Regions from separate parts of the Homo sapiens genome. Here regions 1, 2 and 3 are each linked to region 4. A link is a contact called in ENCODE Hi-C or POLR2A ChIA-PET data. All regions are on one chromosome and are shown on one strand. Each heading gives the region's core, a stretch centred on a gene start or an enhancer-like site at or near the end of the contact. The rest is flanking DNA. Distances are from core to core; before and after follow the strand shown. Region 1 holds the start of FAM24B (family with sequence similarity 24 member B). Region 2 has its middle 63 kb from the start of CHST15. Region 3 has its middle 130 kb from the start of OAT. Region 4 overlaps LINC02641 (long intergenic non-protein coding RNA 2641).

Region 1 (5,727 bases), core at 2,985-5,484, 510 kb before region 4:
AGAGCCCTTATATATCAATCATAGCTACCTTAAATTCCCTACTTGAGAATTACAAAATCTGCATCATATGTAAGAATGGTTCTGATATTTCCTTTGTTTCTTGTTCTTTCTTGCCTTTTACCGTGCTTTGTAAATCTTTGTTGAAAGCCAGACATAATATATCTGGAAGAATATATAGAAACTGAGGTAATCAGGCTACTTGATTCATGTCAATCTGACTAGAAGTTAGGCTGTGTTTAATGTTTGCTGTAGTTATCAGTGTCAGAGGCTTCAATCTACTATTCTTGCTTTGAGTTTCCACATTGTCATTGTCTTTGGGTATCCCCAGAGACTCCTTTTAAATAAAATGTAGTCTGATAATAATTGGTCACAGCTGGCACTAGGGAAAGGCAGTCTCCTAATTAAAAAAAAAAACCCTGAAACTGGTGATCAACGGCTTGCCGATAAGATCTCAGGAGTTGGACAAGTGGGTTCAAGCATGTGCACTAAGAGGCAAAATGGCAGAGTTTAACTGGTATATGACCTTCTAAGAACATTTGATGGGTAAGAGAAGAATGCTTCAAGTGAGCATGCATACAACTCCAGTAAACACACTATGCATACAGCCCCGCCCTAGTGCTGGCACGCCACTGAGCATGCAGACAGCCCACCCTGAGGGAAGAATTAGCAAGAAATAATGCAACCCTGGAAGCATGTCAACATGTAAGACCCAAAATCAAAGGTCCAACCACGCACTTGATCTCTCAAGGCGCTTGCTTGGCCCTCTTCCAAGTGTACTTTTACTTCCTTTTGTTCCACCTCTAAAGCTTTTAAATAAATTTTTCCTTTTGCCCTAAAACTTGCCTTGGTCTCTCACTCTTCCTTATGACCCTTGGTCGAATTCTTTCTTCTGACAAGAATTGAGGTTGCTGCAGCCCCCTGCAGATTCACTACCACTAACAACGGGAAGGCTAGAGGGGGCTGGAATCTTCTAATTGCCCTTTCCCTAGAACAGATAAGGCTCTGGTAAAGTACTTTCCCTTGAGAGAAGGCTTTTGTTAGGGAAATGCTGAGGGCAGTTTTCAAAAAGGTTACTTTGCCCCCTCCTTCTGCACAAAGCAGGAGGGAGTTTTAATCCAATCCTTGTCCTAAGAATCTGCTGCAGCTCTGAAAAGTAAAACTCCCAAAAGTGTAAGGGCACCATATGAGTGGTCTCCCAGGAGTTTCTAACTGTCAAGCTAACTCACACTCAGCATCCAGCAAGTCATCAATGACCATTTTAAGTGTTCCTACCATTTGCTGCCTCATGAGGATTTCTGTTCCTAGCATGCTGATATCAGTTGTGATTTTCTGTATTTGCCTACCCAGTTTGGGGGTGGCCATTTGCTTTGTGACCTCCATTATCTGATGGATATTTTAAAGGCTGTTAATGTTCCATTTGTTCAGCTTTTTTCTTGTGAGGACAGTTGTGATTGACTTCTAAGTGGTTTACGTGTCACAGATGAAACCAGAAGTGTTAAAAAATAAGAAAAGAGCACACAAAAACAAAAGCTTTCTAGAATATTCAATATTTTGAGGGTAAAAGGTCCTGGGACTAAAGTGTTTGATTGCCACTATGCAAAGGCACTCTGTTAGCAACAGTAGATACATATATGATTCTACTCTAAATTCTACAAGTTATATATAATAAACTTCTCTTTAAAACAGTCAAGCCAAAAAAATACATTGTGATATTGGTGGAAAGATTTCAAAGATATGCCTTATTCTTTATTTCAAGTGAAAAAATAAAAATAAAGCAAAAAATACCATTTGCCATTCACGACAAGAGTAATTTACATTAAAATTGAGGTCACCTAGGCACCAGCACAACACCCTGGCTTTGTAACCATCTGAAGGGTTCTTCCTGCCTGCTACACAAAGATCATGGCATTGTAGTAAAGAAAGAGTTTAATAGACATAAGGCCAGCCACAATTCTCATCCAAAGCTTATAGGTTAGGGATTTTTCAGAGGCAGTTTGGGGGAAGTGGTGGAGGTCGCTAGGCTTGCTGCTGATTAGTTGGGGCAGAGATGAAATCACAAGGGGTGAAGCTGTCCTCTTGCACATTGAGTCACTTCTGGGTGGGGCTGTAGGAATGGTGGGTGTCAGACATGCAAAAAAACCCTGAAAAGATATCTCAAAAGGCCAGTCTACAATAGTGGTGTTATCTGCAGGAATAATTGGGGAAGTTGCATATCTTATAACCTTCTGAATAATAACTGATAATAGTTCATGTCTGCACCTTAGCAGGACCCAGGCTCCTCTCCTCCTGCCAGCCTGATGCAAAAGCAGTTGAGTTTGGGGGAAGGCCTATGATAATTTAAACTATAGCCTAAATGTCCCAAAAGCCCAAGAATAATCAAGGCAAGACTGGGGATGGATTAGCTCAGATCTCTTTCACTGTCATAATTTTCTCACTAACTTTTGCAAAGTTTTTTCAGCTTTGAAAATAAGATTGAATTTGCCAGTTTCACCTCTTTCTACTCCTGTTATACTGTGATAGAGTTCCCAAACAACCCCTATTGCTATCTCTATCAATTCCATACAACAAACCTATACTCAATCTCTACTAGGCACAAAACAATTCCTATTTTCAACAACTGTACAGATGGTTGGGAAAACAAATGTGAGAATTATTTGGTAAAGCTCCATACCAGAAGAGAATTATAGTATCTAAAAACTCTAAGTGTAGCAGAGAGAAATTACTGACAAATTCTCTCACAGTGTGGAGGGCTGTGCTTGGCACTAAATGATGAACAGGATTTTTCCTATCCAAAAGAAGGGGCATTCTAGGTAGAGGGAAAAGCATGTACAAAAGCTGGGGGGTCTAGGAGGCAGGCAGAAGTCAAGGATAAAGGGCTTTGTATGCCTGTTAAGAAGTAATGGTGGCCAGGTGCGGTGGCTCACGCTTGTAATCCCAGCACTTTTGGGAGCCGAGGCGGGCGGATCACTTGAAGCCAGGAGTTTGAGACCAGCCTGGCCAACATGGCAAAACCCTGTCTCTCCTAAAAATACAAAAATTAGCTGGGCCTGGTGGTGCACGCCTGTAGTCCCAGCTACTCAGAAGGCTGAGGCAGGAGAATCGCTTGAACCCAAGAGGCGGAAGTTGCAGGAGCCGAGATCACACCACTGTACTCCAGCCTGGGTGACAGACTGAAACTCCATCTCAAAAGAAAAAAAAAAGTAATGGTGATGGTGATTCAGTCAGAAAGCATCAAGCATCAGGACAATTGATAAAAGATTAGAGGGCAGTGCAGAAAATGAAACGCAGGTGAGGAGATAATGACTATCAACCAGTAAAGAAACTCCTGGAATTGTTCCGATGAAAGCTAGTATTTCAAAACAGAGAGGCAGAGATGGAGAAAGACAGGGAAGTTTTTCTTTAAAAACCAAAAATAAAACAAGACTGGGTGATAATACTGAACATACGAGATTGAAAGAAAGGGGAGACGACAAAATGCTGTAGGCTTTCTGCCTTATTTAAGGAAGTCAAAATCCAGCTTATAGTATTGATCTTGCTCATGAAGTTTCAGATAGGTAATTCTAAAAAGCCTATTTTCCTTTAGACTGTCCAATTATGATGACATGTATCAAAGTTAACTTATGACTACAATGGGCTGGGCATAAAGAACAGGAAGTCTGGTGTACACAACTTAGAATGCATCTGGAGTACAAAAGGAAGAAAGAGGCAAGATCTACTTCCTATTCCATGGGGCATCTGGAAAACTCCCTCAGGCGACCGCTCCATCCAAACACCTGGGATCTTTCTCAACCTTCTGATTTCTGTCACGAGGGCATCCAGCATAGTCCTGGCAACGCCGTAGGATCAGGGAGCATCAAATGAGATGGCACCTGGGGAAGGCCCGTGTGGCCCAGCGTCCACCACTAACGCCGTTCAATATCTACCTCAACTCCCCTCTAACGCGAGAATGTGTATGAGAGAGGCAGGGAGAGTTCGGAGTAAAATTAACCCGAATGGACAGCGCTTCCGCCGCGTTCGCTGCCACAAATGCTGCAGACCCGACGGAGTGGAGGCAGAAAAGGCCCTGGCGTCCACTCGGGAAAGAACGAGGTCAGGAGTCGGTCCTGCACATCGCGTAGAGCGAAGAGACGACACCTACCTGACCATAGACGCTCCCCATCCGCCCAGCAACCGTGGTCCATGCTGCCTGCGTCCACCGCCAGCGTCGAAAAACCGCCGTGGTGCCCGCGCACAGTGCACCGCGCCTGCGCATGGTCTCCAAAGGCTGAGCGAGGGCCTGCCAGTGCGCATGCTCCGCTCTTTAGCGCTTCCTGAGCAAAGTTTGAACGCCTCTCGAGTCCAGTTGGCTTATGCGCATGCGTTTCTCTGGTGCAGGTTCTCACCAAATCCAGAAGCGGCGGGCATTTGAAATGATGTAAGCCGGGAGTCGCTCTGCCTGCCCGTTTCTGCGCTGCACTGGCCGACACTTAAGCACTGGAAGAGAGGCCTGGCAGGAGGCGGCGCAGTGGACACGCGGTCCGAGGACGGGGGCCTCACCCGCCGCCCCACGCTTGCCTCTTCCTGGGATGCCGCAGGCGGGGCCCTAACTCACAGCCTCCTCACCCGGGCTCGTGTCTGCGCCCGCGACTTCGACTGGGAGGAGCTTCTGGCGCCACCTGCGCCACGGTGCGCCGGGCCGCCGGCGACCGGGTCGCTGCGCTCGGCGACTGCCGCGCTCCTCGGGGAACGTGAGGGTCTGAGTCCGGGATCCAGGAGAGCAGTTGGTGTCGGGTCTCTGCGGGGGAGCGGGGCTGCGAGGTGGAGGCGAGGACCGGGGTGGGCGGAGGCGGGGTAGGTCTGGCCGGGAAGTACCCGAGGCCCCGAGGCATGAGCGGGGGAAGGTGACCAGGACTTGGAATTTCATAAACGTCCCCGTCAGGCGTGACGGGTCGTCAGGGCTGCTATCAAAGTCAGTCCGCCCATCTACCCTCAAACAAGCCACCTCCTCTCCACCAAAACAGGCTGTGTAAAAAGTCCAGCTATAGACGACCGCCGTCGACTTAATTTCGAAAAAGATACACTTTGTCTTCTATTGTGTTCTGCTCCTACTCCTGTGCACACAGTAGGTGTCCAGTAATGTATCCGAGAATCAATTGCAGGGGACTGAGTAGAACGTTGATGATTGAGGAAAAAATAGAGGGGGAAGCCCTGATGTGTGATGCCTCCATTTCCTTATGAATTCTGTGTTGAGCATTTGTTAGAATAAACCTCATGGCCTAACAAGTGGGTTTTGAGCCATGTTCAGAAACTATACTGTGTGATGTTTTCACCTGTTTTCTTCTCAGCCAGAATCTGGTGATTTAGAAGAGAAGATTGAACAACCAAGATGAAAACCCCTGCTTCCTTTACCTGAGGTGTGGCCCTGATGGAGGTGAAGAAATCGCTTCTATTGGCATTTTAAGTTCAGCAAGAAATATGGAAGTGTACTTAGGAGAGGAGTACTGTGGAACCAGTAGGGGCAAGAATGTTTGTACTGTCTTGGATGACAGTTGTGTGACTTGTACACGGGAAAGTGTTCTCCTGAATTGGTGTCTTTATTCTGTTCACCTTTTGCAATATTGATTGACTCTCTGACATTGATGTTTACATTAGAGAAGAGAAGATAAAAACCTACTATGGCATAGAAGGTTAGACCATTAAAGCATCTTCTAGGCAATCTAGTTCAGCTTCCTCATTTTTAGGAATGCA
Region 2 (5,349 bases), core at 447-2,946, 760 kb after region 4:
TTATACATACGCATAGGTCCACTCACACACACACACACACATAAGCACAGGCACACACACATACAGACACACACAGACACGCTCACACCCACAAACACCTCTACATACACACAGGCACACTCACACCCTCATTCACACATAAATACACATATGCGGACAGCACTTATACATCCTTACACACAGGCACACTCACACATACACCCTTACACACAGGCACACTCACACTTACATGTAGGCTCACCTACACATATATACTCACAGGCATAACCCCCACACACACATGCAGCCACCCCTCCCCCCACACACACATGCACACTCACCCCCACACTCACACATGCATGCACATTCACCCCCCCACACACGCATGCCCACACTCACACACATGCATGCACACTCACCCTCATGCTCACACACACTCGCACACTCACCCTCATGCTCACACACCCTCGCACACTCACCCCACTCACACACTCGCACACTCACCCCACTCACACATGCACACTCACCCCACTCACACACATGCACACTCACCCCACACACATGCACACTCACCCCCCACACTCACATGCACATTCACCCCATGCTCACATGCATGCACACTCACCCCCACGCTCACACACAAAAACACCTCCACACTCACAAACATGCATGCACACTCACCCACACACATGCACACTCACCCACATGCTCACATACATGCACTCACCCCCACACTCACATACACACTCACCCCCCACTCACCCCATGCTCACATACATTCACACTTACCCCCATGCTCACACATGCATGCACACTCACCCCCACATTCACACATGCATGCACACTCACCCCCACACTCACTCACCTCCATGCTCACACACATGTACACTCACCCCCACACATGCATGCACACTCACCTTCACACACACGCATGCACACCCCTGCACTCACACACACCCATGCTCACACATGCACACTCATCCCCATGCTCACACACATGCATGCACTCACCCCACACATGCATGCACTTACCCCCATGCTCACACACGCATGCACACTCACCCCCATGCTCACACACATGCACACTCACCCCCACACTCACATACATGCTCACCCCCATGCTCACATATGCACACTTACCCCCACACTCACAATGCATGCACACTCACCCCCACTCACAATGCCTGCACTCACCCCCACACACATGCATGTACACTCACCCCCACTTTCACACACATGCATGCACACTCACCCCCACACTCACACACATGAATGCACACTCACCCCCACGCTCACACACATGCACGCTCACCCCCACACTCACACACATGCATGCACACTTGTACACTCACCCCACTCACACACATGCATATACACTCACCTCTTGCTCACACACACATGCATGCACACACACACCCCCATGCGTACACACACATGCACTCACCCCCACGCTCACATACATATGCATGCATACCCCCCATGCTCTCACACACACATGCACACTCACTTCCACGGTCACACACACGCATGATCATATGCATCCACACATCCACATATGATGTCCTCATGCACAGTGGCAAGGAGTCTTTCTCCCAGAGCAACCCTTGTTGGGGGCCTGCACCAACACCACTGTTACAGCCTGGAATGGTGTCCAGAGACCCCCACCAGGGCCCATCCCCCGAGCAGCCAGGCCACTGCCCGGAAGGCCAGCCGCAGGTCAGCCCTGTGGAATGCAGAGCTCTCAGACCTACGCGGTCACTTGGCCATGACCAGTGTCTGGCTCTTTGCCTCTCTTTGTTCTCTTCTTAGGTTTTAACTTTCCAGAGTGATCCTAAAGGGCCAGTTACTCTGCTTTTAGGGGGCCTGGGTGGTCAGGAGGCAGATCAGAAGAGGAAGGCAAGCGTGCAGGTGCCCCGCTGGCCCTGCGAGGGCACAGCTCTGGTGCTGCCCTCATGCCTGGGGTGGGTGGGCACCTCAGGAAGCCCGGGAATCCAGCGGCCAGGCCTGGCATCCTCACCCCCAGCCCTGTCACCTTTGCCCCAGTTTTCTCGCCTCCAACTTGGACGTTTTAGAGCAGCTGAGTTTCATCTCAGGGAAGCCCTGCTCCCTTGGCACAAGCCTCGTTTGTTTCCTGCGGGATTTTTGATATGGGTTAGAAACCAAACTTCCTACTCAGCAGTGTGAAAGCCTTGATGGCCGGAGTAGACGTCTGGTCAACAATTTTATTTCCGTATGAGAAGAAAAAGCTGGAGCCAGGATTTAAATCCCTCGGTCCCTGGGTATCAGCTCTGTGGGACCAATTCACAGACTCCCGGAGGGTTTAGCCGATCCAAGCTGCAGGGGGTTCGGCTGGAGCCCCCTTTATTAAAAAGTGCAGCCCCTGGTGATGTGCACCCACATTCCTTCGAGAGTCAGTTACGCATCTTACAGCAGAGGAAATGAGGGACAACATGGCAGCCCCAGTGGCACCGGCTGCAGAAGCCCAGGGAGGCTCACAGCCAGCCTGTCTGCTGGCCCCGCCTCCTCCCAGGCACCGGCTGGGTTCCATCCAGGCAGGAGCGGTGGCCTTTTGGCTCAGGGTTTCCTGCCTCGGACGGCTGCATCCTTGGACCCTGATGGCCAAAGCACACATTCCCCTCAGCCCTGTGTGACCAGCCACACTCTTCCTGGGGTCCAGCTGCAGCTGAGAGCCCAGGTGTGGGACCTACCCAGTGGTATCCTAATTAGCTCAGGTGTGACCCATAAGAGGGACAGTGATAACCGGGCACACAGAATGGGGAAGGACCCAGATCTCCTCGTCATTGTAAGAGTGGGCATCTGCTGAGCGCCCCCATGTGACAAGACTGTACCAAGCATTTGGGGTGCATTTAGGCCTCCCCACCGGCTCATGAGACAGGTCCTCTCCCCTGACACCCCAGCCACTGCCACGGCAACAGTCTGGTGCTCCTGACTCAGAAGTGCTAATAAAGAGCTTCCTAGTGTCGATGGCAGCTCAGCCCAGGTACAGTCCACCCAGGATACTCCTCCAGGGCCTACAGTGTCCAATTCTCCAACCCAGGAGACCCAGGCGGCGGGAAGAAGGGGCTGGACAACCACATCATCTCCAGCTCTGCATTTGAGATGCATTTTCCTCAAATGCTGCTGCAAGCTACATTCTTCTCTCGACCCAAGAGAAATTATAGACCTTCCTGACATTCCACAGTTGTGAACACTATTTTTAAAATAGAGCCAGCCTCCCGGTTATGGCTCAAATATGACATGCAGCAGGGGCGCTCTGCACTGCTTTACATGCAAGCTGTGAGAAAGGACAGCCCCAAGTGTCATCCTTCCCAGAGTGAAGAAAGAGCCTCCATGGAGGCCACCCTCAGTCACTAGGGGCCGAAGCATGTCTGCAGTTGAGGGGGTCAAGGAACATGCCCCAGATCTCACAGGCTGGGGCTGTCTGGTGTTCCAACTGGATCAGCAGCCCTGAGCTCCAGCCTGTGGGGCAGGGCCACCTGCACGGTCCAGATGGACAGGGTCAGGGATCCTGTGGTTAAAATCCTTCTCCTTAATAACACCCAAGGGAGTTATTTCACCAGACCCTTATAGAGCCTGCAAAAGAATTAGTTACAAATAGCAACATCATCAATGACAGTAGTAAGGAAGAGAAGCATTTGTTAGTATGTGATAGAGGCAAGGTAGAGCTATAGACCCATGTAATGTGCATTATTTAGTTTGGTGCTCACAACAACTAGCAGGCATGCTATAATCCCCATTTTCAGGTAAGACTATGAGGATGAGACAGGTGGGATGGGTGAGGTGACTGTTCACAGCACAGGTTGGAGTAGTGTATTAGTCCATTTTCACGCTGCTGATAAAGACATACCTGAGACTGGGCAATTTACAAAAGAAAGAGGTTTAATGGACTTACAGTTCCACATGGCTGGGGAGGCCTCACAATCATGGCAGAAGGCAAGGAGGAGCAAGTCACATCTTACATGGATGGCAGCAGGCAAAAAGAGAGTTTGTGCAGGAAAACTCCTGTTTTTAAAACCATCAGATCTCATTTGCTATCATGAGAACAGCACAGGAAAGACCCACCCCATAATTCAATCACCTCTCTCTGGGTTCCTCCCATGACACGTGGGAATTGCGGGAGTTCCAATTCAAGATGAGATTTGGGTGGGGACGAAGCCAAACCATATCAAGTAGGAGGTGGAGCTGGCAAGCCTGAATCACTGCAAAGCCACCTGGTGACCACCCAGGTAGACTTGGAGCATGACGCCATGTTCCTCCTCACCCACCCCAGTGCATATGAACATGCAGTGAGCTTCTGATGTGGGCACCCAGCCCTGTGCTGCACTCTTCTGTGCCCCATGCTTCCTGCATCAAAGTCATAATTGCCTGGCATTAGGGTTTTTACAAGAATTTCGAAGAATTCTCAGTGTCTGCACTTAGACAAGGTTCGAACTTTCTCTGGGGCCTCCATTCTCGGTTTCTGTAGATCTGGTTCTCTTGGTTCTGTTCTGGCTACTGCACAGAAGTGTGTACAGCTGCGTGGTAGGAGGGGCCATCCCTATGGCTGCGTGGTAGGAGGGGCCAGCCCTATGGCTGCGTGGTAGGAGGGGCCAGCCCTATGGCTGCGTGGTAGGAGGGGCCAGCCCCATTGCTTATTCTGGGAGGTGTTGCTCTCAGGTTCCCTTCATTTCTTCTGGGGTGACAATTTGGTTGCCCCACCTGGCTTTCTGACAGGACGTGAATAACATCCTTAGAAAGTCACCCTTTGCACAGACTCCATTGCTTTCTGAGACATCACACAGATCCTGCCCCTGGTAGCTGGGTTTAACCACAGTCCTCTCTTTCCATGAGGCTTGTAGGTCTACATGGGAGAAAGGAACCACCTTAGCTTTCCAGGATCTTGCCTTCTATTTGGGGAACAGCCCTACAACCCTTTAACCTTCTAGAAGCCACCCCTGGGCACCTGGTGAAAGACATTTTCAGTAAACCTGATGACATTTAAGCCAGCAGGTTCTTGGCAAGCTAAGACACCCCTCCTGGAAGAAGAATGCTGACAGTGTCTCAGTCTCTCAGGCAGGGAAGCCCCGTTGGGGACACTTTATGGAAATGAAGCCCACCTTTAAATGAGGCTAGGAGGTAACTCAATAGCCCTGAAATGCTCTTTTCTCCAGGAGAAAATGCAATTAGGCAGATTTTGATTACATATGAAATTCTAAAATGGTCCTGCAGCTTTTTTCCCTCTTCCTTTAATATATAAGCAAATGAGGGCTCCGTGCACCTGGCAGCAGAACAGGAAGAAGCCCCAGCATCTTAACGTGGTCCAGCCCCTACGAAGGTCAACGCTGAGAGGGAGTGAGAATCAGGATTCTG
Region 3 (5,945 bases), core at 3,187-5,686, 890 kb after region 4:
GGCAGTGTCCCTCCCTGAAGGCACTGGCAGGGGCTCTGAGAGAAAGGGGGTCCCTGTCATTTCATTGTTTGAGTGAATGAAAAATGTCTGGTGACCTAGCATGGCAAGAGGAGGTCAGGTACCCTTCGTACAGCCTTAGAGATGATCTCCCAAATGGCACCGCCATCTTGGCCTCCCAGTATGCAGTGGGCTGGGAAATGGCCATGGGCGCAGCCTGGGTGCCCTGAGGGAGGACAGGGAAGTGAGGAGGAAGGGAGGAGAGGTGAATTGTAAAGTACAGACCATGTCAGGTGTTTCTGTCCACGTTATCCCATTGACCTTCCCGCAACCCTGGGCAGTGGGCATTCCTGTTCTCCCTGTTTTCTAGAAGAGGAAACTGTGACCCTGAGACAGGACGAGGCCTTCCCAAGACCACACAGCCAGTGGGAACTGGGCCTAAATACAGGGCCCTGAGGGGAGGGGATGCTCCTTTCCCAGCAAGCCCACGCTCCATTCTGAAGAAAGATTTCCAAATTCCCTCAGGGAGGATCTTCAGATATGCTGAGCCTGCCCTTGAAAGACACTGTTCAGGCTTTACTCAGCCATCCCAGTGCCCCCACGGACCCTGCTTCTCGGCTATTTCCTGGTGCGGGGCCCATGCCGGGTCAGTGACCCCAGAACAATCCACAGCAGCCACCCACCCCTCCAGAGGACTCGGCTTACGGGTGTCAGGTGCAGGCAAAGGCATGGGCAACGGCTTCCAGCCAGGAGTCACTGTACTAAGTTGTTCTTGCGTTGCTATAAAGAAATATCCGAGACTGGGTAATTTAGAAGAAAAGAGATGTCATTGGCTCATGGTTCTGCAGGCTGTACAGGAAGCATAGCAGCATCTGCTTCTGGAGAGGCCTCAGGGAGCTTCTAATCATGGCGCAAGGCAAAGGAGGAGGAGGCACTTCACATAGCAAGAACGGGAGCAAGAGAGAGAGAGTGGGGGGGGACGTGCCACACACCTTTAAATGCCCACATCGCAGGTGAACTCAGAGCGAGAACCCACTCATCATCAAGGGGATGGCCCAAGCCATTCATGAGGGATCCACTCCCAGATTCAAACACCTCCCACCAGGCCCCACCTCCAACACTGGGGATCACATTTCAACAGAAGACTTGGAGGGAACCAGCATCCAAACTATATCAATCACTAGGTCCATCTTCCAGCTAGAGAGAGGAGGCCGGGGTTCGCCACAGCAGTGCCGTGCCGCCCCAGGGAGGCCCAAGCCCTCGCAGGATCCCCCGCGCCACAGGCCCTCAGTGGCCAGTGCTATCACACGCCCTGCACAGCCATTCCCTCAGGCCCCCTGTGTTCTCCCACGCCTCTAGGTTTTGAAAGGCAACTGCAAGTTCATTTTTTAGAAGCCCGTGGACTGCTGTATCTCTGAGGATTTGATAAGAGGAGCTAAAGCCACATGACCCTTATTTGGTGAACTCTGACTCGCTAAAGGAATGCAATGCCCTTCCATGGGTCACACTTCCACGGCCTCTCTTAGCGAGCTCTGAGGGGTGCTACAGTGACGTTCAGAGCTCGGTACCTGGCCCCTGAAGTCATAGCAAAGCCCAGTTCTCTGCTGTCCAGGAAAGCACTGGCTCCCTAACGGAGCTCACCTGGAAGCAGGTACTGGGCTGTCTGCATGCAGTATTGCTGGACATCCTGCAATGACCCTATGAGGTAGGTACTAATGATTATTTCCATTATATAGATAAGGAAACTGAGTCATAGAGAGGGGCCAAGTACTTGCCCAAGGAACTCAGCAAGCCAGGATTGTGCCCCCAGCAGTCAGAGCCTGTGAACTTAACACCTGGGCTCTGGTACTTCCTGGTGCCCTTAGAGATGAGCCAAGGAGGCTCAGAAAGAGATTGGCTGCCCGACTTCTCCCAACTAGCCAGTGACCACGCTGGACCTGGGACCTGCGTTCCCTTCTAGATGAAGATCTGGGGAGTACAAAGGAAGAATGAGGGGTACAAGGTCATCAGCAACACAGACCTGGCAAAGAACCTAGTGTCCCATTTGTGAAGCCTCATAACAGCCCCATCAGAGGAAGCTGAAAACTCAAAAGGCACCAGGTAAACTCTAAGCCAGTACACCTTGGCTCATGTGTAAGGGGGCAATTTGCAGAGGCAAGGTCCTATCACCAATGGGCTAACCTGCAGGGAGGCAGAGGATGTGAGAAGCTGCCTGGACCCCTCCTTGCTCCATCTCGTCTTTGCGCAGATGGGGAAGCTGAGCCCCAGAGCATCCAATGTCACACAGCTGGTTAGGACATGGCCCACTCTCTCCTGTCACCTAATAAGGACGGCTGAGGCAGGGCCTGAGGTGGATGCGCTTGTCTGACTGCCCAGGGCTCTGGTCCCTGCTCAACCTTTAAATGGTTGCAGGGCCTCAGGACACCCCCTCTCTCCTCCCCACCCTTCATTTCTCCATTTGTAAAATTATTCAGGTTAAACTAAATATTATTGCAACCTTCAGCCTCAGCACCCACGATTCCCTTTCAGTCTAAAAGGTTGCTGGCTCTGGACCCAATTAGGATAAATCAATTTCAGACAGTGCCCATCTCCCTCGGGCTCCACTCTCCCCATCCCGCTCCCATTTGCCTGTCAGCCTCCAGAGTAACCACTTACTGAATTACCAAGAAGGCCATCAGATCAAGAGCGGAGGAAATGGCAGAAACCAATCTTAACAAAATGTATTTGATCTGCAAATAAGACGCCATCCCCTTCCCGCCGCAGAGTTTATCATTTTTTATTTAAGCCCAGTGCAGCCGAGCATATGGACAGCAGCTTGCTTCTGTCTTCGAGAGAGAATAACAGGGCCCAGACACAGGCCGACCCCAGGACAATGGAGCACCCTCTACTCACTGTGATGGGGGCGCAGGCATAGGAGCCCCTTCTGCTCTCCTTCCTGCAGGACTTCCGTGATGTCTGAAAACTCTCTGTGGGAGTGAGACTTTGTGAAAATTACACTGAAGTCATAGTAACGACAGGAGCAGCTCCCAAGTCTTGCACACTCATTATGTGCCCAAGGCAGTGCTAAGCATGTCACATGCTATCGCATTTAATCTCTGGGCCATGGATGCCGTGGCTCTCTCCATTGCACAGGTTAACAAACTGAGGCTCAAAAGGATAAGTACCTTGCCAAGGCCACCTAGCAGCCAATCAACAACAGAACCAGGATTTAAATCTGATCTGACTGTGTGTCCTGTGCTCCCAACCTCCCCGCCACCTGTCTCGCGAAAGATTGATGGAGTTAAGAGTCTTTGGGCTCAGACACAGATCTTCTAGAAGGCCCCTATGAAAACTGAAACAATGCATTTTCAAAACAATCAGGGAGATTTGATTATGGACTAGATATTAGTGATACCAAAGAAACACTTAGGCTGATAGTGATGCTGGCGTGTAAGGAGATATCCAGGGTTTTAGAAATGCTCATTGGATTCTGCGGCAATGAGACCTTGTGTCTGGGGCTTGCTATGAAATCATTCAGGAGACAGAGAAAGGAAATAGGGCAAAAATCTTACTAACTGTTGAATCTGGGTGGCGGCTCTATCTCTACTTTTGAGTGTATTGAAAATATTCATAATTATATCTTTTAAAACACACGCAAAACAAGACTAGCCATTTAGGAAATGCAAACCAAAACCACATGAGATACTACCTCACGCCCATCATTATAGCTACTATCAAAAACCAGAAAATAACAAGCGTTGGCAAGGATGTGGAGGAATTAGAACCCTTGTCCACTGCTGGTGGGAATGTAAAGCGGCGTGGCCACTATGGAAAACAGTACGGCAGTGCCTCCAAAAATTAAAAATAGAACTACCATATGATCCAGCAATTCCACTTCTAGGTACACACCCAAGAATTGAAAGCAGGGTCTAGAAGAGCTACTTGTCCACCCATGTTCATAGCAGCACTATTCACAATAGCCAAAAGGAGGGAGCAACCCACATGTTCGCCCGCAGATGAACAGATAAACAAAAGGTGGCATATCCAAACAATACAATATTATTCTGCCCTAAAAAGGAAGAAAGCACCAGGCACAGTGGCTCACGCCTGTAATCCCAGCACTGTGGGAGACTGAGGTGGGCAGATCACCTGAGGTTGGGAGCTTGAGACCAGCCTGACCAACATGGAGAAACCCCGTCTCTACTAAAAATATAAAATTAGCTGGGCATAGTAGCACATGCCTGTAATCCCAGCTACTCGGGAGGCTGAGGTAGGAGAATCGCTTGAACCCAGGAGACAGAGGTTGTGGTGAGCCAAGATCGTGCCATTGCACTCCAGCCTGGGCAACAAGAGCGAAACTCCGTCTCAAGAAAAAAAAAAAAAGAAAAAAAAGGAAGAAAGCTCTGACACATGCTACAACACGGATGAACCTTGAAGACACTCTACTGAGTGAAATAAGACAACCACAAAAAGACAAATACTCTATAGTTTCACATATATGAGCTCTCTAGGGTAGTCAAATTCATAGAGACAGAAAGTAAAATGATGGCTGTCAGGGCTGGGAGGAGGTGGGAAGGGGAAATTGTTGTTTCACAGTTATAAAATTTCAGTTTTGCAAGATGAAAAAGTTCTGGAAATTGGTTGCATAATGATGTGAATGTACTTAGCACTACTGAACGGTACACTTAAAAACGGTTACGGTGATACATTTTTTTGTTATGCATATTTTACCACAGTTTTTAAAGGAAAACACACACACACAAGCGAGCCGTGCAGCAGAGCCGGAAGCGCCCATATGAAGGCTCTCCAAAGGCTATTTTCAGTTGAAAGAAGCAAACAGAGCCACATGGTTTTGCCGAGGCACGGCAAAAATACTCAGGGAACTGCGAGCTGTGGTTATCTCTGGGGAATAAGACTGGGGTGGCCAGGAGGTGAGAAACTTGTATTTTCTATTTTTACATCCTTTTATGCTGTTTGAACTTTTCAAAACAGAAAACTATGTCTATGCACTACTTTGGTGCTAAAAACGAGTTTTCATTTTTTTAATGCAACTGCTGTCGCTGGGACAGAAAGTCATCGCCAACCCCAACAGGTTAGCAGTGACTGCGGGGGTGGCTGTGCCCTGGCCCCTGCCCTGCAGGAAGGGAACGGTAGCTCTGTTTTCACTGGGAGCTTTAGAGGTGGGCATGGGAGGGATGAGGGGACCGGGTCTGAATGAGAAACCGCTCGAGGCCTCGCAGGAGCCTGGAACTGCATGCGAAAGGAAAGGGCTCTGCTCAGGGACAGGAGCATGAACAGAGAGGGAGGAGGAGCCCCTGGGGTGGCCCCTCACAGATTTGAGCATCAAATCTGCAAAACCGAGGCACAGAGAGATGGAATAACTTGCCAAATGTCACACAGGTAGTAAGTAGCAGAGTTGGCCATGGTTCTGAGATCTTCCCTAACCACCATGCTATGGGGCCTCTCAGTGGAGACTGAATGACTGGACAGAAGAGATAGAAACCCAAACCAGCAGCCTCAAACATAAAAGAAAATACATTGTTTCATGAAGCTGAAAAGTCCATGATCCTACTTCAGGCTCAGCTGGATCCAGGTGTTCCAGTGATGGGTAGAGCTCACCTCCCTCCACCTCACTCTGCTTTCCCCCTAGGTCAGCTCTATTCTCGAGAAGACATCCTCCAGCAGGTGGAAAACATGCTCCCCAGCATTCTAGCTTCTACCAGCCTGGCAGCCCCCACAAAGCAACAGCAACTCTTTCCAGCAAAACTTCCAAGGCTGGGTCTCACTGGTTGGGCTGGGCCACATCCCTATTCCTGAACCAATCTGTATGATTTGAGGGAGGTAGAGGAGATGGAGTCAACCACACAACCCCACTCAGAGGAAAAGAGGGTGCTTTCTTCAAGGGAGTATTAAGGGGCCATTCCCAAAGAATAGATGATAGCAACTTGGGCAGGCAGAAACATCAGCGT
Region 4 (5,818 bases), core at 3,142-5,641:
TTTGGAAAATTTGCAGTCTGACAACGTGATAGAAAAGAAAATCCCATTTTCTGAGGAGAAATTCAAACTTGCTGCAGAAATTTGCATAAGTAACAAAAAGTGGAATGTTAATCCCCAAGAGAATGGGGAAAACGTCTCCAGGGCATGTCAGAGACCTTTGTGGCAGCCCCTCCCATCACAGGCCCAGAGGTTTAGTAGGAAAAAATGGTTTCAGGGGCCTGGCCCAGGGTCCCTCTGCTGTGTGCAGTCTAGGGACTTGCTGCCCTGTATCCCAGCCACTCCAGCCATGACTAAAAGGGGCCAAGGTATAGCTTAGGCTGTTGGTTCAGAGGGTGAAAGCACCAAGCCTTGGCAGCTTCCACATGATGTTGAGCCTGTGGGTTCACAGGAGTCAAGAACTGAAGTTTGGGAACCTTCGCCTAGATTTCAGAGGAAGTATGGAAATGCATGGATGCCCAGGCAAAAGTTTGCTGCAGGGGCAGGGCCCTCATGGAGAACCTCGGCTAGGGCAATGTGGAAGGGAAATGTGGGGTTGGAGGCCCCACACAGAGTCCCCACTGGGGCACCACCTAGTGGAGCTATGAGAAGAGGGTCATCGCCATCCTCCAGACCTCAGAATGGTAGATCCACTGACAGTTTGCACCATGTGCCTGGAAAAGCCACAGACACTCAATGCCATAAAAGCAGTGAGGAGGGTCCTATACCCTGCAAAGCCACAGGGGTGGAGCTGCCCAAGACCATGGGAACTCACCTCTTGCATCAGTGTGACCTGTATGTGAGACATGTTGTCAAAGGAGATCATTATGGAGCTTTAAGATTTGACTGCCCCACTGGATTTTGGACTTGCTTGGGGCCTGTAACTCCTTTGTTTTGGCCAATTTCTCCCATTTGGAACAGCTGTATTTACCCATGACTGTACTCCCATTGTATCTAGGAAGTAACTAACTTGCTTTTGATTTTACAGGCTGATAGGCAGAAGAGACTTGCCTTGTCTCAGATGAGACTTTGGATTGTGGACTTTTGAGTTAATGCTGAGATGAATTAAAACTTTAGGAGACTACTGGGAAGGCATAATTGGTTTTGAAATGTGAAGACATGAGATTAGGGGGTGGGCAGGGGCGGAAAGATTTGGTTTGGCTCTGTGTCCCCTCCTACATCTCATCCTGTAGCTCCCATAATTCCCACATGTTGTGGAAGGGACTCGGTAGGAGATGGTTGAATCATGGGGGCAGGTCGTTCCCCTGCTGTTCTCATGATAGTGAGTGAGTCTGATGAGATCTCATGGTTTTTAAAACAGGGGTCTCCTCTCTGCACAAGCTCTCTTTGCCTGCTGCCATCCATGTAAGATGTGACTTGCTCCTTCTTGCCTTGCGCCATGATTGTGAGGCCTCCCCAGCCAAGTGTAACTGTAAGTCCACTAAACCTCTTTCCTGAATAAATTACCCAGTCTCAGGTATGCCTTTATTAGCAGTGCGAAAATGGACTAATACATATATCACTGGGCTGGAATCAAGGTACCTGCAGAGCTGTGCTTTCTCTGGAGGTTCCAAGCAAGAAGTCATTCCTTACCTCCTCCAGCTGGGGTGGCTGCTGGTAGTCCTTGGCTTGTGGCCATGTCACCCCAGGCTCTGCCTCTGTGGTCACACCTCCTTCTCCTCTGTGTCTGTGTATAAAATCTTCCTCTGACCCCTCAGATGAGGATGCATGTGCTTGAGTTTAAGGACCATCCAAATAATCCAAGATAATGTCTGTCTCAAGATCCTTAATTTAGTCACATCATATCTGTAAGGGTTCATCCTTTTTAATGCCATATAAGGTAACAGTCTCAAGTTTCAAGAATGAGGATGTAGATATATTTCGGTGGGGGCATTATTAGCCTAACACAATCACTTTTAATTTCTAAAGTGCTTCTGTGCACATTTTCTCATGTCATTCTCAACATTTTCATGAGAAGGATAAATCCTGTCTCACTGTACCGACTCCACAGGTGGGGGACAGTGACTTAGAGAGCTGAGGGCATCCAGTTGCAGGTCTAGAAGAACTTCTGGGGCCAGTCTGTTCCCAAGAGGATGACTCCAGAGAGAATCGCCCCATTTCTGAAACCAGCATGGTCCCAGATGTTGGCCTGGACCCTGCCACTAAATAGCTTTGTGCTAACTGATATCTGCTAACTATGTGGGGAGGCTGAAAAAGCATGTTCTTTGTAGTCAGACAAAGCTGCGTTTGACTGTACTCAGTGAACTTGGGGGTTACTCACTTTCCTTGAGCCTTAATTTCCTCATCTGTAAAATGGGAATCATAGGAGAGGTGGGATAACATTTGCCAAACATGAATCCACCCTTAGACTTGAGATGCAAAGAAACGTTTTCTTTCTTTATGTTTCCACATGAAATCCCACCTGGTTTCAACTTGACCACTTGGCAAGAATCCCCCAGCGGTCACCCAGGGCCACTCTTCTCTTCCCGGGGACTTTGTTGAGATTCAGGGGGTAAGCAACTCAAGAATGGGCAGGTGAGGCCTTGGGAGGTGAGGCCTCAGGCAGATCAGGCCAGGGCCATTCACTCACCACCGGTAACTCCTGGCCCAGGTTCTCCCAGCCCACTGGAAGGTTTCTCAGAGGTTGTGATCCCGAGCAAGGCCACAAGGGGCTCCTGGCACTGTCTCCACAGGGGTCCTCCCAGGTAGGTGAGGTCCCAGTGCCCACCACTCACAGGACCCTCAAAAGTGCATCCTGTTCCAGTCCAGGTAGGCCCCCCATCCCCAGCCTATCTTTGAAACCGAGAGCCTGACCCTCCCCTGCCCTCAGGGATGACCTAGAGAAATACCCTCAGGTTATTCAAAAACAGGTTCTGTTTAGGGAGGTCTCTTGGAGGTCCTGACAAGTTCTCTTCTTTCCAGAGATTAAAACCCCCAAAACCTGTGTCTGTACCCCCTGAACCCCACAGGGAGTGAGGAAATCTCAGACAGGAAGAGTCTGGTCCCGCTGGGGGTGAGGTGGGTGTAAGGAAGAAAATTCCTTTTATTCCCTAGAGCATATAACAAAGAAAAAAAAGAACAAGAAACAATTCACTTTCTAGTGCACACCCTGGGACGCAGCAGATCTGGGCTGCAGGTGACTTCCCTGTCACGGCACCCCACCCCCTGCATTTTCCCTGGCTACCGTCCAACCAGAACCCGGAAGAGCATGAAGGCCCACAGCCAGTCAGTGACAGTAATGGTGATGGGGAAGGGGCTGCCTCTGTAGTTCATCCCCTGGCTGGGACTTCGTAGAAGGGAAGGTGGTGGCATTGGAAGGCGGATCCACTAGGGAACAGTGGGCTCAGCTGTGGAAGACAAAATGGAAGGACTGAGCGGCCCGGGACCCAGGCCTTTGGGCCAGCGGGTCAGGGAGCCCTCTCTTAGGCTTTGTTGGGAGGAGACAACGGTTAAGTGCTGACCCCTGGAAAGGGAGGCCCCTGGGAGAATGGGAGCTCTCTGGGAAGGGGGTGTCAGAAAGTAAACCTGAGAACAGCTAGGGCTGGAGGGTATGTTTTCATCTTCTAGGAAGTTGCAGAGAACGTTGGTCAAGCTGCGAGGGTGGGTGAGTTCTTAGAGGAGTGTTTGCAGCTGTGGGAAGAGTCTGCCTTTGGGAAGCTGGCGGCGCCTGCACAATCTCTTTAGTGCAACTCAGCCTCACTCACAGGCTGGCTGAGAGGAGTGTGTGGCTCTACGCCTCTGGTTGTTCTGGAACAGTCTGAGTTGGGGGAAGAGGGTGAGAGTTACTTTTTCAGCGGAGGCAAGTGCTGTCCACACTCTCTCTAGTTTTCTATCCAGACCACGTGGAAGAGAATAAATGTGGGACCATTGGGGAGTCTCCGTGGTTCTTTTTGGGTCCCAAGCCCTGATTGCTTCTCATGCTATCGCTGTGGCCCCAGCAGTCCTCGTAAGGAGCCAAGGTTCGGGGGGAGGTGCTTGATCTGTCACGCAGGGAGGAAGGAACAGCTGAGATGCAAGCCAGGTATGAGTGCTCCCCAGGGGTCCCCCCATATCTTAGCCAGCACGTGGTGGCCAGATGTACCCAAGACAGTTGTCTGGCAGCACCACGGGACTGGATATCCACTTAAACCTGAGGAGCCTGGACTTGTCTTCCCACCTGGGTAGGGTGTGGTATTCTGCGATGTTATCCATGCTTCTTTCTCTGGCATTTCCTCCTCTCCTTCTTCCATCTTCTAGTATAGGCAGCAGAAGAGCAAAAATACAAATAATCTGCTTTTGACTTCCAGCAGCTTAGGTCTTAGCACAGGAAAATATTTGAAAGAATGCAAATCAGTCAAAGCCAGTTCTTATTGCCCTGTGGCTAGATAACTTTTGGAGGGGATTGAAAGAAGAAGTGAGAGAAGAAGAGAGAGCCTTGGTGCTTGTGGGAAGGGAAGGAGAAGCAGACCCCTCTCTGGATCTGGGGACTGAGAGCAGAGGAGACACGCACCTCCAATTCCCCTGGGGAAGGCCTGGGAACTTGTGAAATCTCAGTACTGCCCTTGACTCATTACGGTGCAAGAGCTATAGGGCAGAAAGAGCCAGGTGTGGGTGTCTCAGTGCAGGGAAGTTGAGAGTCCCCAGAGAGGTACAGAAGCAGCCAGATGGCTCCTGGGTGTCGAAGAGGGGTTGGAGACAGTAGGAGTGGTGGTGGGGTGGAGAGGGAGAGAGACCATTTGGTTAAGCTGGGAGGCAGGAGCGAGGTAGGAGTCTCCATGGATCATCAGGACTGGCTCAGGAACTGAGACCAGCAGGGAATGAGAACATGTTTGTGGCCATGCAGTGAGATGACAACAAGGACCAGACCCCGCTGCCTGACATCTTAGCCACACGTAAGCCCCAAGTACAGCCCCAGGGCTGGCTGACAGCACTGAGTTAGTTGAAAATGAGTTTTAGAGAAAGGGGGCCTCAATAGAAATTCAGTTCACTTTCATTGAGCAGAAGTTACATTTCTTGCTTTTCTGGTTTCCTAATGACTAGATTTTTCTAGCCCAATTTTTCCAGCAGAGAATTAATTCACCTTTGAAGCCACCTGCTTCTGGTCACTTAATTGTAGAGGAACAGACAGAGATCACACACACTCATACACACTGACACACACCCATTACTGTAGAGGAACAGAGTCACACACACTCATACACACTCACACACACCCCAGTTATTGTAGAGGAACAGCGATCACACACACTCATACACACTCACATACACACCCCCATTATTGTAGAGGAACAGAGATCTCTCTCTCTCACACACACGTTATTGTAGAAGAGCAGAGATCACACACACTCATATACACTCACACACACCCCCATTATTATAGAGGAACAGAGATCACACACCCTCACACACACACCCCCATTATTGCAGAGGAACAGAAATCACACACATACACTCACACATACACCGCCATTATTGCAGAGGAACAGAGATCACACACACTCAGACACACTTACATACACACCCCCATTATTGTAGAGGAACAGACAGAGATCACACTCACACACACACACCCATTATTGTAGAGGAAAAGCGATCACACACACTCATACATACAAACCCTCATTATTGCGAGGAACAGAGATCACACACACTCATACACACTCACACATACAGACACCCATTATTGTAGAGGAACAAAAATCACACACACTCATACACACACACACACATTATGGCAGAGGAACAGAGATCACACACGCTTATACACACTCACACACACGCTCCCATTGTTTCTGCAGAAAGAGTTGTGCAGACTTGCTTTCAGTATTTCAAAAACTGTGAACAATGCTATCATTTGACAATA

Evidence for each region. A loop is a pair of places that touch in the nucleus more often than their neighbours do. ChIA-PET counts read pairs that join two places held with the same protein, here RNA polymerase II (POLR2A). Pooled maps may share reads with other maps.
Region 1: a loop to region 4 is called in a pooled map, with 6 times the contacts of the local background. The contact joins the promoter of FAM24B here to the enhancer-like site in region 4. A Hi-C loop is called at or near these places in 6 of 37 single-sample maps with no recorded cell type and 5 of 50 pooled maps.
Region 2: a loop to region 4 is called in a pooled map, with 6 times the contacts of the local background. The contact joins two enhancer-like sites. A Hi-C loop is called at or near these places in 5 of 37 single-sample maps with no recorded cell type and 4 of 50 pooled maps. POLR2A ChIA-PET finds 5 or more read pairs at or near these places in 1 of 52 experiments (OCI-LY7).
Region 3: a loop to region 4 is called in a map of GM12878, with 2.2 times the contacts of the local background. The contact joins two enhancer-like sites. A Hi-C loop is called at or near these places in 1 of 168 maps with a recorded cell type or tissue (GM12878), 12 of 37 single-sample maps with no recorded cell type and 5 of 50 pooled maps.

What each region holds. Positions count from the first base shown.
Region 1 is chr10:122,875,347-122,881,073 of GRCh38, forward strand. It overlaps FAM24B (family with sequence similarity 24 member B), which reads right to left and starts at 4,235. Exons shown (of 4, transcript NM_152644.3): 1 at 4,139-4,235. FAM24B-CUZD1 (FAM24B-CUZD1 readthrough) reads right to left here and starts at 4,295. Exons shown (of 11, transcript NR_037915.1): 1 at 4,139-4,295. It also overlaps the pseudogene C10orf88B. RefSeq lists enhancers at 444-964, 965-1,484.
Region 2 is chr10:124,154,203-124,159,551 of GRCh38, forward strand. No RefSeq gene overlaps it. Among named protein-coding and RNA genes, the nearest start is that of CHST15, 63 kb to the left of the region's middle. Within about 2 kb of position 1,697, at least 14 of the 41 ENCODE cell types and tissues checked have a DNase peak (open chromatin) inside an H3K27ac peak, as active enhancers do.
Region 3 is chr10:124,281,240-124,287,184 of GRCh38, forward strand. No RefSeq gene overlaps it. Among named protein-coding and RNA genes, the nearest start is that of OAT, 130 kb to the right of the region's middle. Within about 2 kb of position 4,437, at least 4 of the 41 ENCODE cell types and tissues checked have a DNase peak (open chromatin) inside an H3K27ac peak, as active enhancers do; they include GM12878, where a contact is called at or near this core.
Region 4 is chr10:123,387,885-123,393,702 of GRCh38, forward strand. All of the region lies in intron 6 of LINC02641 (long intergenic non-protein coding RNA 2641), which reads left to right. Among named protein-coding and RNA genes, the nearest start is that of LINC02641, 43 kb to the left of the region's middle. RefSeq lists enhancers at 4,081-4,460, 4,611-4,870, 4,971-5,080. Within about 2 kb of position 4,392, at least 2 of the 41 ENCODE cell types and tissues checked have a DNase peak (open chromatin) inside an H3K27ac peak, as active enhancers do; they include GM12878, where a contact is called at or near this core.